2 separate regions of the Homo sapiens genome follow, and region 2 is linked to region 1. Evidence: read pairs that join two places in POLR2A ChIA-PET (ENCODE). Cell type or tissue: A673. All regions are shown on one strand. Links, peaks and the distances in the headings refer to the core of each region. The heading gives the core; the rest is flanking DNA.

Region 1 (8,476 bases), core at 1,470-6,469:
CCAGGGAGGTGGAGGTGGCAGTGAGCCGAGATCGCGCCACTGCACTCCACCCTGAGCAACAGAGGGAAACTCCGTTAAAATAAAAAATGCAAAATCCATTCTTAGCTAATGACTGGTACAAAAACAGGCCCACCAGACATAGTCGGCCAACCCTGCCTTAATTGGTCCCACTCCCATCCATTCTCCATGCTCTAGCCAAAGTGATTTTGCCAAAACACAGATCTGATGCTTTCAATTCCTTGCTTACAGCTAGCCAATCGCTTAAAATAAAAATGCAAGCTCCTTAGCCTTCAAAAGCCTTCCCATTCAGCCCTACTTAATTCTTCAGCCTCTTCCGTGACACCTCCCTTACAGACCTTAGTCCCAGCCTCTGGAATTCTCCTGGTCCTCACACAGGCCCTCAGCTTACTTCTTCATGGTTTTACTCCTTTCAGTTCCTTTGCTTGGATCAGTCTTTTCCTACTTCACCTGGGAAATGTATATGCCTTCTTCAAGAGCCAGAGAAAAAAACAGCCCCCACCTGAGAGGGTTGCAGGGTGTCCTCGGAGGGACAGCAGGTTTCGGTTGAAGCTAGACGGTGGAGGAGATGGTCAGAAAAGAGGCTCAGATGCAGAGGCACTGGAAGACCACTAAACGGAGAGGGCACAGCAGAGAGGTCTGGGAGGAAGGGCCCAGGCAGTAGAGGGAGGGGATATGTGGGACACGTGGGGAAGGGTAGGGAAATGGCAGTTAAAGCAGAGAGAGGCCGGGCGCGGTGGCTCACGCCTGTAATCCCAGCACTTTGGGAGGCCGAGGTGGGCAGATCACCTGAGGTCAGGAGTTTGAGATAAGCCTGACCAACATGGAGAAACCCTGTCTCTACTAAAAATACAAAATTAGCCAGGCATGTTGGCGCATGCCTGTAATCCCAGCTACTCAGGAGGCTGAGGCAGGAGAATCACTTGAACCTGGGAGGCAGAGGTTTCGGAGAGCCGAGATTGCACCATTGCACTCCAGCCTGGGCAACAAGAGCGAAACTCTGCCTAAAAAAAAAAAAGCAGAGACAGACCCACATGAGCCTCCAGTAGTCCTCCCCGAAGACCCATCCTAAAGGGCTTTTTGTGCACTGGGCCAGCTCCAAGGTCCTGGAGAGGATGGATAGTGTCTTTTTATGGCAATCTCTGCCATCACCTCACTCCCAGTGCCATTCCCCCACACCTACTGTGGTCCTCTCTTCTGGTTATCTGGAGAGATACCTCCGCTGAGGCAATGCTTAGAAAGGGGTCCATCTGTGGGCAGTGGAGGTGCTTACTTAGAACCACTTTGCTAATGGCAGGACCAGGACAACCAGGGCTGTCCAAATCCAGAGCTAAACCAAGGTTTTGTCTCAACACTAACTCCTCTGCTCACAAGCTGGATGACTTTGGGCAACTTTTTTAACCTCCATGAACTTTCATTTCCTTACTGGGAAAAAAGAGCTGCTATACTTTCCTGATGGGGAGTTCAGTTCAGATAAATAGTTGCCAGGCCCCCACTCTGTTTCAGAGACTGTAGGAGCAGGGAGCAGAGAAGTAAATAGAACATAGTCTCTGCCCTGGAGAAGCTCACATTCTAAGAGTTTTTCAAAATGTGGGTTGTGACCCCATTAGTGAGTCATGAAATCAGAGTCATGATCAGCTTTTTTTTTTAATGAACTTGTTTAAAGTAGATTTGAAAATACGGGGGTGTGACACATAATGAGGGTAAGTAGTACTTTTTGAAACTTTTGTTTCACTTTAGAAAGGGAAAACAGATACATGTTTGCATGCACCAGATCACTAGGTAAACTATTTCTAATGGTGGAACATGGTACTAGGAGTTTGAAATCCCCTGGACTGGGAGTCACTGAAAGGACTAAAGGAGATAAAGTATGTGGATTAGTTTCCTAGGGCTGCCGTAACAAAGTACCACAAACTGGGTAGCTTACAACAGAAACCCATTGTCTCACAATTCTGGAGCCTAGAAGTCTAAAATCAAGGTTTTGGAGCAGCCGTGCTCCTTCTGAAACCCGTAGGGAAGACTCTTTCCTTGCCTCTTCCACTTCTGGTGGCCACAGGCATTCCTTGTCTTACAGCTGCCACACTTCAATCTCTGCCTCAGTCATCACATGGTGCTCTCTCATCTGTCTGTGTCTCTCTGTCTCTTCTCTTCTTATAAGGGTACCAGTCATGTTGGATTAAGGGTCAACCCTACTCCATTGCGACCTCATCCTAATTAACTATATCTGCATTCTGTGGTACTGAGGGTTAGGGCTTCAATATATCTTTTTAGGGTACACAATTCAACCCATAACATTATAGGACAGTGCCCAGCACCACGTCAGGCTCTCAGGGAGAGTTCTTTGAGCTTGTCCCCCGCAGAGAGCCAGCCCAGGAGCCTTCAAGCACCTGTAACTCTAGGGCTTCAAGTCTGGGTGCTTGAGTTGGGAAGTACTAAACCATCAGAACCTCTAGTTTCCTGTTCTTGAAACCCAATGCAGAAATCTTGCAAAGCCAAAAAATACTATGCCTCAACATACTCCTCAGAGCATACCAGATCTTGAGCCTCTCCTTCCTAATTCAAACTTCCCTATTGCCTGGAATCCCACCCTCTTCTTTCCTCCTCTCTTCTCCCAGTCCCCCCAGAGGAGATGATATGGAGTACAGCAAGAGTTTGGGAGCCAGAGTTTTTTTGTGAACATGGATGAGTCACTTCATTATTCCAAGCTTCAGTTTCCTCATCAATAAAAGGGGGACAAATCATGCTAAGCCTGTCATATGTTAAACACTCAGAAAACACTGGTTTCCTTCCCCATCCCTGCAGTCTTCACTTTCCCTTTATTCCTCTCTGCCTCTGCCCAACCAAGTCTTGGCCAGCACACTTCAGACCCTGACCTCTCAGCATCTGTAAGCACTTGGCATATTGTCTGTGACACAGTAGGCAATAATTTTTTTTTTTTTTTGAGGCAAAGTCTCACTCTGTCGTCCAGGTTGGAGTGCAGTAGTGCCATTTCAGCTCACTGCAACCTACACCTCCTGGGTGCAATCAATTCTCCAGCCTCAGCCTTCTGAGTAGCTGGGATTACAGGCGCGCACCACCACGCCCAGCTAATTTTTGTATTTTTAGTAGAGACAGGGTTTTGCCATGTTGGCAAGGCTGGTCTCGAACTCCTGATCTCAAGTGATCCACCCACCTTGGCCTCCTGAAGTGCCGGGATTATAGCCATGAGCCACAGCGCCCGGTCAATAAATGATTACTAAATGACATTTTTGCTGCCTTGGACACCTGAGAACCAGACAGGAAGTCTATCTGCTTCTCTGACTCTATTAGCATTCTTCTTTTTTTTTTTTTTTTTTTGAGAAAGAGTCTCACTCTGTCACCCAGGCTGGAGTGCAGTGCAGTGGCATGATTTCGGCTCACTGCAAGCTCCGCCTCCCGGGTTCATGCCATTCTCCTGCCTCAGCCTCCCGAGTAGCTGGGACTACAGGTGCCCGCCACCACGCCCAGCTAATTTTTTGGTATTTTTAGTAGAGACGGGGTTTCACCGTGTTAGCCAGGATGGTCTCGATCTCGTGACCTTGTGATCCACCTGCCTTGGCCTCCCAAAGTGCTGGGATTACAGGCATAAGCCACTGCACCTGGCCTAGCATTCTTATCCCTCTAACATACAGACAAACTCTGAGTCTTGAGACTCCCTCAAGATGGATGTTATTGGCCCTATCTCACGGAGAAGGAAACTGAGGTTAAGAGGTTCAAGCAGGGATAGAGCAAGGATTCCACCCCCAAATGATCTCAAAGCCCATGCTTTCCTCCTCTTTTTTTTTTTTTTAGACGGAGTTTTGCTCTTGTCGCCCATGCTGGAGTGCAGTGGTGCAGTCTCGGCTCCCAAGTTCAAGCAATTCTCCTGCTTCAGCTTCCCAAGTAGCTGGCACTACAGGCACGCGCCACCACACCTGGCTAATTTTTGTATTTTTAGTAGAGACGGGGTTTCACCATATTGGCCAGGCTGGTCTCAAACTCCTGACCTTGTGATCCTCCCACCTCGGCCTCCCAAAATCTCACTCCTGGGATTACAGGCATAAGTCACTGCGCCCAGCCTCCTCCTCTTAAATCTGGCCACCATCCTGGCTGGGTGACCCATTCAACTCAATAGTGCCAGTGTCATGATGTCTTCAGCCCCAAGGACCTTACCCTCTACCCTGTGTCAGCCAAATCCAGAGCCCTCAACTGCTCCCGCTTCAAGAGCTAAAACCCCAATGTCTTCCACTCTCACTCTCCCACCCCCTCAGCCTCTCATCTTCCTCCAGGCCCTGTCCTTGCCCATCCTCAGCAAGTGCTTTCTTTCCCTGAGCAGCCTGGACCCTGCAGTCTTTCCTCAGCACCACCAATACTCATGATCCCCCGACCCCTTGCTTCTACCACAAATTCACCACCCTGGGTCAATGCTACCATCCATCTTCTCTGACCCGACACATGGGCAGTCAGGCACTGCTGGAAAAAGCTCCCACTCTCTGGCAGATTGGCACCAGAACAAATGTAGGGTTCCTGACCTCTGCTCAGGAGCCTCATGGCTCCACCTCACATCTTTGTGCTTGTCCTTAGTCAACTCACTTGCCTTATTCCCAAAAGTGCTTGTTCTCAACTTCCACCTCTCTTCATGGCCGCTACCTCTGACTTGCTGCCTGCATGATTTTTTTTTTAAGAGTTGGGGGGCCGGGTGTGGTGGCTCACACCTGTAACTGCAACACTTTGGGAGGCCAAGGCACGTGGATAACCTGAGGTCAGGAGTTCAAGATCAGCCTGGCTAACATGGTGAAAACCCGTCTCTACTAAAAATACAAAAATTAGCCAGCCATGGTGGCGGGCAGCTGTAGTCCCAGGTACTCGGGAGGCTGAGGCAGGAGAATTGTTTGAACCCAGGAGGCAGAGGGTGCAGTGAGCCGAGATGGCACCATTGCACTCCAGCCTGGGTGACAGAGCAAGACTCCGTCTCAAAAAAAAAAAAAAAAAAAGAGAGAGAGAGAAAAGAGCTGGGGGGTCTCACTCTGTCACCCAGGCTGGAGTGGCTCACTGCGACCTCACATTACTGGGCTCAAGGGATCCTCCCACCTCAGCCTCCCAAGTAGATAGGACTACAGGAGCACACCACCACACCCAGCTAATTTTTTTTATTTTGTAGAGACAAAGAGTGTCACTGTGTTGCCCAAGCTCGTCTCAAGCTCCTGGGCTCAAACAATCCTCCTACCTCAGCCTCCCAAAATGCTGGGATTATAGGCGTGAGCCACCACCCCTGGTCTCCATGTTGATTTAAATGAGACAATATTCTCAAATTCTTTGTTTGATTAAGAAATCTTGCAGTCACTGGGTTTATTCTACTTCATGCGCGTGGGAGAAGAGGAATGTGTCAATGCTCCCCCTCTGGCTTAACAAAGAAAACTCACAGGTATTTATACCTTCTAGAAAACACAGATGTGAATTTAAATATTATTGCCAGGGCAACACACTATTAAGGAAGACAAGCAATCAGAATCACAAGCTTTTTAAAAGTTAAAGGTTACTTTCGCAGGACAAAGCAAGTCTCATAAAGTTAACTGTCTGACGAGACTCCCTTGTTAGAAATAACATTTGCAAAGATGGTTTTACGATGCAAAAAAGAATCTGCTTTTTATTTCTGCTGCTGCAGAAGGAGAGGGCACATTTTCTCTTTCTTATCATACTGTGGTTATTTTTTTTTTTTTTTTTTTTTGTCACCACCAGTTAGAAGGACCTGGAGTCTTCAAGGCAGCACCAAGAGAAACAAAGGCAGGCTGAGAGGTTGATCTCAAGCCAGTTGTTCCCGCCACCCACTACATGGCAATCAACTTGCAAATCTCTCAAATGGTGGCTCTCCCACACTCCTGCATCAGAGCTTGTCAAATTTGAGTGTGCATAGGAATCACCTGGGATCTCATTAAAATGCAGATTCCGGGTCAGGCGCGGTGGCTCATGCCTGTAATCCCAGCACTTTGGGAGGCTCAGGCAGGTGGATCACCTGAGGTCAGGAGTTCAAGACCAGCCTGGTCAACATGGCAAAACCCCACCTCTACTAACAATACAAAAATTAGCTGGGCGTGGTGGCACGTGCCTGTAATCCCAGCTACTGGGGAGGCTGAGGCAGGAGAATTGCTTGAACCCGGGATGGTGGGGGGTTGCGGTGAGTGGAGATGGCACCACTGTACTCCAGCCTGGGTGACAGAGCAAGACTCAAAAAAAAAAAAAAACACGCAGATTCCGGCTGAGCACAATGGCTCACATCTGTAATCCCAGTGCTTCAGGAGCCTGAGGTGGGAGGATTGCCTGAAGCCAGAGGTTTGAGACCAACCTGGGCAATGTAGTAAGACCCCATCTCTACAAAAAGTTAAAAAAAAAAAAAAAAAAAAAGCCAGGTGTGGTGATGCATGCCTGTAGTCCTAGCTATTCAGGAGGCTGAGATGTGAGGATCCTTTGAGCCCAAGAGTTTGATGCTGCAGTAAGCTATGATGGCACCACTGACTCTAGCCTGATTGGCAGCAAGACCCTGACTCAATAGGTCTGAGTAAACCTGAGAATCTGTATTTCCAACAAGTTGTTACTGTGGTTGCTACTGGTCCCCAGACAGACACTGTGAATAGGAAGGTCTGAGGGGTTTATTCACAATTTCTCCTTTCTCCCCAAACCTCTGACACTTGGAGGTTTATCACACCCCATAAATCTATACAATTATTATTAATTCTCAATTAATTTTTTGTTTTTTGAGACGGAGTCTCACTCTGTCACCCAGGCTGGAGTGCAGTGGTGCAATCTCGGCTCACCACAACCTCCGCCTCCCGGGTTCAAGCGATTCTCCTGCCTCAGCCTCCCGAGTAGCTGGGATTACAGGCATGTGCCCCCACGCTCAGCTAATTTTGTATTTTTAGTAGAGACGGGGTTTCTCCATGTTGGTCAGGCTGGTCTCAAACTCCCGACCCCAGGTGATCCACCCGCCTCAGCCTCCCAAAGTGCTGGGATTACAGGTGTGAGCCACCTCGCATGGCCCCCTCAGCAGCATTTGACAGCATTTACCTCTTCCTCCTCACTTGATCCCCAGGACCACACCCCTCTGCCTATCTCACTGTCCCCTCATGCTTTGTCTGTATTGCTGGCCCACCCCCATTTCTCCAACGTCTGAAGAGCTGAGTCCTGGGGCCTCTACTTTTCCCTCTCTGCACTTACTCCCCTGATCACCTCCTATTGTTTCATGGCTTTAAATACCAGCTGTGCAGAGGACTCCTAAATTCACATCTCCAGCCCAGGCCTCTCCGTGAATAGCAGGGCAGTATGTCCAGCTGATGTCTTCACATTTGCACTTTAATGGCTAAGATTTCAAAGGCATTAAAGGCCCAAACTCAGCTGCCTATTTCTCCTTTTAAGTCCACTCCTTCTGCAGCCTTCCCCATCTCATTAAATGGCAAATCCAATCTTCTAGCTGCTCAAACCAAAAATCTTAAAATCACCGTTGATGAGGCAGAGGTTGCAGTGAGCCAAGACTGAGCCACTGCACTGCAGCCTGGGTGACAGAGCAAGTCTCCGTCTCAAAAACAAAATGAAAAAATAAAAATAAATAAAATCGGGCTGGGCTCAGTGGCTCACACCTGTAATCCCAGCCCTTTGGGAGGCCAAGGTGGGTAGATCATGAGGTCAGGAATTCGAGACCAGCCTGACCAACAGGTGAAACCCCGTCTCTACTAAAAATTCAAAAATTAGCTGGGCGTGGTGGTGGGTGCCTGTAATCCCAGCTACTCAGGAGGCTGAGGCAGAAATGCTTGAACTCGGGAGGTGGAGGTTGCAGTGAGCCAAGATCGCACCACTGCACTCCAGCCTAGGTGACAGAGCGAGACTCCGTCTCAAAAATAAATAATAAAATAAAATAAAATCACCATTGACTATTCTATTTCTAGGGCCACACTAACCACATCAGCATCATTGTGTGAATTTTAAGAGGGTGTCCCTGCAGAGCAGTGACAGTATCATGGGTGCGTGATTTGGCAACTGGATGGAGCCCTGTGTTTTGTTTTTTAGATTTAGGGTCTCACTCTGTCGCCTAGGCTGGAGTGCAGTAGTGTAATCATGGCTCACAGCAGCCTCAACCTCCCTAGCTCAAGCAATCCTCCCACCTCGGCCGCCCAAGCAGCTGGGACTACAGGCATGTGCCACCATGCCAGGCTATTTATTTTATTTTCTGTAGAGTTGTGGTCTCGCTATGCTGCCCAGGCTGGTCTCAAACTCCTGGCCTCAGACAGTCCTCCCACCTCAGCTTCCTGAGTAGCTGGGATTACAGTGGAGAGAGCCCTTTGTAAGAAATAAGAGGTGATCCCCCTTTGTCCTTGAACTCGGGACACGCAAGGGCCATTGCAAATGGAACATGTTCTGAATTTCAGCACCACCCACATCCCACCCAGGGTGGCCAATGCCTCCGTGCAGC
Region 2 (5,372 bases), core at 1-5,000, 120 kb after region 1:
AAACCTCATCTCTACTAAAAATGCAAAAATTAGCCAGGCATGGTGGTATGCCCCTGTAATCCCAGCTACTTGGGAAGCTGAGGTGGGAGAATTGCTTGAACCCAAGAGGTAGAGGCTGCAGTGAGCCAACATCACACCACTGCACTCCGGCCTAGGTGACAGAGCAAGACCCCATCTTAAAAAAAATGTTTTTTTAATTAAAATAATAAATAAAAATTTAAATGTTCATAGAATTAGGCCGGGCACAGTGGCTCACACCTGTCATCCCAACACTTTGGGAGGCCAAGGCGGGTGGATCACCTGAGGTCGGGAGTTCGAGACCAGTCTGACCAACATGCTGAAACCCCCGTCTCTATTAAAAATATAAGGCTGGGCACGGTGGCTCACACTTGTAATCCCAGCACTTTAGGAGGCTGAGGCAGGTGGATCACAAGGTCAGGAGATCAAGACCATCCTGGCTAACACGGTGAAACCCCGTCTCTACTAAAAAATACAAAAAATTAGCCGGGTATGTTGGCGGGCACCTGTAGTCCCAGCTACTCGGGAGGCTAAGGCAGGAGAATGGCATGAACCCAGGAGACGGAGCTTGCAGTGAGCCGAGATCGCGCCACTGCACTCCAGCCTGGGTGACAATGCAAGACTCCGTTTCAAAAACAAAACAAAACAAAACAAAATTAGCCGGGCATGCTGGCACACGCCTGTAATCCCAGCTATTCAGGAGGCTGAGGCAGGAGAATCACTTGAACCTGGGAGGCAGAGGGTGCGGTGAGCTGAGATCATGCCATTGCACTCCAGCCTGGGCAACAAGAGCGAAACTCTGTCTCAAAAAAAAAAAAAAAAAACAGGTCTAGAATTTACAATTTCAACTTTGTGCCCCAACTTGGGCCCACTCGCTCACCTTCATCAGTTGCGGATCATCCCCTAGCACAGCACGAGTCACCTGGTGATAGTACTTGAGAAGGTCATCTGTCAGTGAAGACACAGCACTGGGCACTGCCAGAGGACAGGCAGGAAGCAGGGACAGGTGGAGAGCTGGCCCTCTCCTGGCCTCTCCAGCCTCCTCCCCCTCAACCACCATCCCCACACACATCCACAAGAAGCCTTTCTGACAGGACAACCAGGGCAAGAGACTGCTCTTAGAGCCTGCTCAGCCCTGACCATCTAGGCTCTGCACACCTCTGTGCTCTGTCCTGTCTTCCACCCACCCTCTGCCAGACGGACTCCTGAGAGCTTCAGGCTCTGTGAAGCTCTGCTCAGCATACCCTGGGGGTGAAACACCGCCCCAGCATGCTGCCCAGACTTCTGTCTTAGCATCCAACATGCTGCATTATGACTAGTTACAGGTCTGGGCCCCCATCTCCAACTCTGAGCCCTCCATGCAGAGCCCAGCGCCCACTCAGACCATGGCACAAGGCAGGCATGGGTAAACACATGTTAGACGCAGACTCGGGGGCACATAGGCACCACCCTCAGAACCTAAGGGAGAAAATTCATCCAAAGAGCCTGTTTCCTACATCACCCCTTACCCGATCCTTGAGGTGCCAGGTTCCCTTTGCCATCCAGGTAGGAGACATGAACTAGAAGCAGTGCAGAGAGATGTGTCAGCCTGGCGTTTTGCCCCTTAGAGTACCGCCTACCCCTCCAAGTTCTGCCTCTTCCACCAGCCAGCCCATCACCACTTCTCTTCACGGCCCAACTCCCATCCCCAACCCATGCAGGACCCCGGCAGCCACCTCTGACAGCTGTCTCAGCACAGCCTTTGGGGATGTTGGTAGCCAGGGCCAGCTCCACCAGGTTCACCTCTCGATCCTCAGGAAAGTAGAGTTCACCCTCCCTGGCGGGGCGCATGGGCAGTGCCTCCTGTGATCCGTAACCACACACAGCCTGAGGAAAAAGGGAATTGGAGAGCAGCCTGAATCCAGGGAGGGAGCAGGCGTCAGGATCCAGGATGAGGCTCCACTGACCAGAGCAGAGAGCCCACGTTTGAAGGAAGTCCAGAAGTCCCAAGAAAAGTGGTGGAAGCCTGGGACTCAGAGCCACCACTGGGGACTTGCCTGGAGCATCCGGGGCTCCCTGGGTCAAGGGAAAGAACATGGTCGCTCCTCCCATAACTGGAAGGGTCCTGAGCCCCACACCAAGCACTGGTCCTCCTTATTCACACTCACTCAACTTTGAAAACTCACTAATGTCTTCTAAACATAGCCTTCCTCTCTCAACTCACCGCTCCAGAAAAACCACACCATGAGGCCCTAACACCCACACTGTTGCTCAGGCTCCTCCCTTAGCCTGAATGCCTTCTTTTCCTCTTGGCCTAGTTTAAGCCAAGCTCAAGTTCTTCACCACCCTTTAAGGGCCAGCTCCAGTCCCACCTCCTCCAAAAAGCTTTCTCTAACCTCTGGGCCTCCAGTGGCCTCCTCTCCCTCTTTTCTGAACACATAGCCCAGGTGGGCTGGGCCTAGCACCTGGTCTGCTGTTGCTATCAGGGTCTTGCTTCCCTTATGTGTGCGTTTAGTCTTTTTTTCTTTTTTTTGTTTTGAGACAGAGTTTTGCTCTTTCGCCCAGGCTGGAATGCAGTGGCGTGATCTCGGCTCACTGCAACCTACGCCTTCCAGTTTCAAGCGATTCTCCTGCCTCAGCCTCCCAGGTAGTTGGGATTACAGGTGCCCACCACCACACCCAGCTAATTTTTGTGTTTTTTTGGTTGTTTTTTTTTTTGACATGGAGTCCTGCTCTGTCACCCAGGCTGGAGTACAGTGGCACAATCTCAGCTCACTGCAACCTCTGCCTCCCAGGTTCACGCGATTCTCCTGCCTCAGCATCCTGAGTAACTGGGGTTACAGGCGCCCACCGCCACGGCCAGCTAATTTTTGTATTTTTAGTAGAAACGAGGTTTCACCATGTTGGGCAGGTTGGTCTCAAACTCCTGACTTCGTGATCCGCCGGCCTCCACCTCCCAAAGTGCTGGGATTTTAGGTGTAAGCTCCTGTGCCCGGCCTTTTTTTTTTTTTTTTCTTTTTTTGAGACAGGGTCTTGCTCTGTTGCCCAGGCTGGAGTGCAATCTCAGCTCACCACAACCTCTGCCTGCTAGGTTCAAGCGATTCTCATGCCTCAGTTTCCTGACTAGATGGGATTACAGACATGTACCACCAGGCCCAGCTAATTTCTGTATTTTTAGTAAAGAAGGGGTTTCGCCATGTTGGCCAGGCTGGTCTTGAAGTCCTGGCCTCAAGTGATCCGCCCACCTCGGCCTCCCAAAGTGCTGGGATTACAGGCATGAGCCACCATGCCCGGCAGCGTTTGGTCTTAATGTCTCACCACATCGCCAGCCCTGAACTGGACATGGAAGTGGCCTCATGCCACCTGAGCCCTCTGTAGCCTGCACCCCACTCACCTCCACGCTGCTCCATCTGAGGGCCCTGTTGAAGTCCTCAACCGTCAGCTTCCGGCGTTTGGTGTGCTTCATGAACTGAGAGCTATTCTGGGAGGGAGGGAACAAAAGCCAGAGTCAAAGGATGTGAAGCAGGGGGCATGGGAAACCCCAAATGAAGTGGGCCAGACTGGAGAGAAGGCAAACAGGAGACCACGCTTAGGGATCAGAAGCCTAGATTCCGTCTCTGCTCCTGTACAAAAACACCCCCCGGGTGTCACATCTTCTGTCAACACCTCAGTTTCTCACATGCAGAATGTGAGTATCTACCCGCTCTGCCTGCCCAACAGGGCTGTTGTGAGGAGCACATGGGAAGATGCCTGGCAAGCGCTTTGTCTGCTGGAAGCCCAGACAGCTACAAGTAGAGTTCTGTAAAGGCATGGACTGTCTCTGTTGTATGGAGCAGGCACCCAGTGTACACTTGAATAAATCAGCGAGGGTGGAGGTTAGTAAAAAGGCAGAAACAAGGAAAGTTGGAGGTATCAGGGGGTGAGGGGAGTGTACCTGCGTGGCCTCTCTCAGACGATAGCACACGTCCTCTGCGAGCAGCGCCGCCACCTCATCGCTCAGCTCCAGGCCCGTGCTCTCCGCCATGAGCCGGACAGACTCCCGAGGGATCTCCACAAACCGCCGCTCTTCTCGCTCTGACATGGCCCCAGTGGAGCTGGGAGTGGAGAATGAAGACTGGAAAAGCTGCCCAGCCTCCCGGAGAGCCCAGGAGTGTGATCCAACACCCTCCACACCAGCCTTGCTGCTCGTGCTCTGGAGTTTCTAAACAAGGAGCTCTGAGTACCCAGATGAGGAAAGTGAGGCTCAGAGAAGGAAACAGACTGGCCAGTGGGTCAAGAACGGTGAAGCTAGACAAAGTCCAAAGTGTTGGGGTTCACAGAACTAGGTCCCATTCCTGCCCTGTCACCTTCTATGTGAATTTGGCCAAGGCCTTCATCAGTCTGAGCCCTTGTGTCCTAAACTGTAAAACAGGCACAATAATTCCTGCCCTCTCTAGCTCACAGGGTTGCTGTGAAAATGAGATGACTGATATGATTTGGCTGTGTCCCCGCACAAATCTCACCTTGAATTTTAATAATCCCCACGTGTCAAGAGCGGGACCAGGTGGAGATAACTGAATCAAGGGGACATTTTCCCCCATGCTGTTCTCCTGATAGTGAGTTCTCAAAAGATCTAATGGTTTTATAAAGAGCTTTTCCCCCTTTTGCTCGGCACTTCTCCTAGCTGCAGCCACATGAAGAAAGACATGTTTGCTTCCTCTTCCACCATGACTGTAAGTTTCCTGAGGCCTCCCCAGCATTGAGTCAGTTAAACCTCTTTCCTTTATACATTACCCAGTCTTTTCTTTTTTTTTTTTTTTTTTGAGACAGAGTCTCGCTCTGGCGCCAGGCTGGAGTGTAGCAGCGCGATCTCAGCTCACTGCAACCTCCGCCTCCCGGGTTCAAGTAATTATCTGCCTCAGCCTCCTGAGTAGCTGGGATTACAGGTACCTGCCACCACGCCCGGATGGCTAAATTTTTTTTTTTTTTTTTTTGAGACGGAGTTTTGTTCTTGTTGCCCCCAACTCTCCTGCCTCAGCCTCCCAAGTAGCTGGGATTACAGGCACGTGCCACCACGCCCAGCTAATTTTTGTATTTTTAGTAGAAACAAGATTTCGCCATGTTGGCCAGGCTGGATAGTAGCTGGGCTTTCTGCCTATGTGTTTGGTCTTCCCCAGTTTGGCTGCAGTGCCTAAATGCTGGAACCTGTTTTGTTCACAGGGTATAGCACAATAAGAAACCGACAAAAACAGCAGCTGATGACTCACTCCAACAACGCACAGCACCAGAAGGTAGGCTCCCGTGCGCCAAAGTGATGCATCCACACCTCAGACAGGAAGGCCCAGATCCAGGATGACCCACCCAGGCATTGCCCCCACTACTCCTCTGGCAGGGGA

What was found. Peaks named below come from ENCODE experiments on the same cell type or tissue, not always from the same donor. Only the 100,000 strongest peaks of a DNase experiment are listed, where the experiment ranks them.
Region 2: POLR2A ChIA-PET joins it to region 1 with 9 read pairs; 7 of 35 experiments call an interaction of 5 or more read pairs at or near these places.

The regions. Positions count from the first base shown.
Region 1 is chr11:62,896,305-62,904,780 of GRCh38, reverse strand. No RefSeq gene overlaps it. Among named protein-coding and RNA genes, the nearest start is that of CHRM1-AS1, 8.9 kb to the left of the region's middle. In A673, for the core only: no CTCF peak of the experiment used is centred there; no DNase peak of the experiment used is centred there.
Region 2 is chr11:62,774,490-62,779,861 of GRCh38, reverse strand. TAF6L (TATA-box binding protein associated factor 6 like) reads right to left here. Exons shown (of 11, transcript NM_006473.4): 2 at 3,932-4,091; 3 at 3,392-3,478; 4 at 1,734-1,884; 5 at 1,527-1,577; 6 at 899-993. The coding sequence starts at 4,078. It also overlaps a transcript of TMEM223 not described here. Among named protein-coding and RNA genes, the nearest start is that of TAF6L, 5.8 kb to the right of the region's middle. RefSeq lists an enhancer at 2,354-2,403. In A673, for the core only: no CTCF peak of the experiment used is centred there; no DNase peak of the experiment used is centred there; H3K27ac peaks cover 255 bases.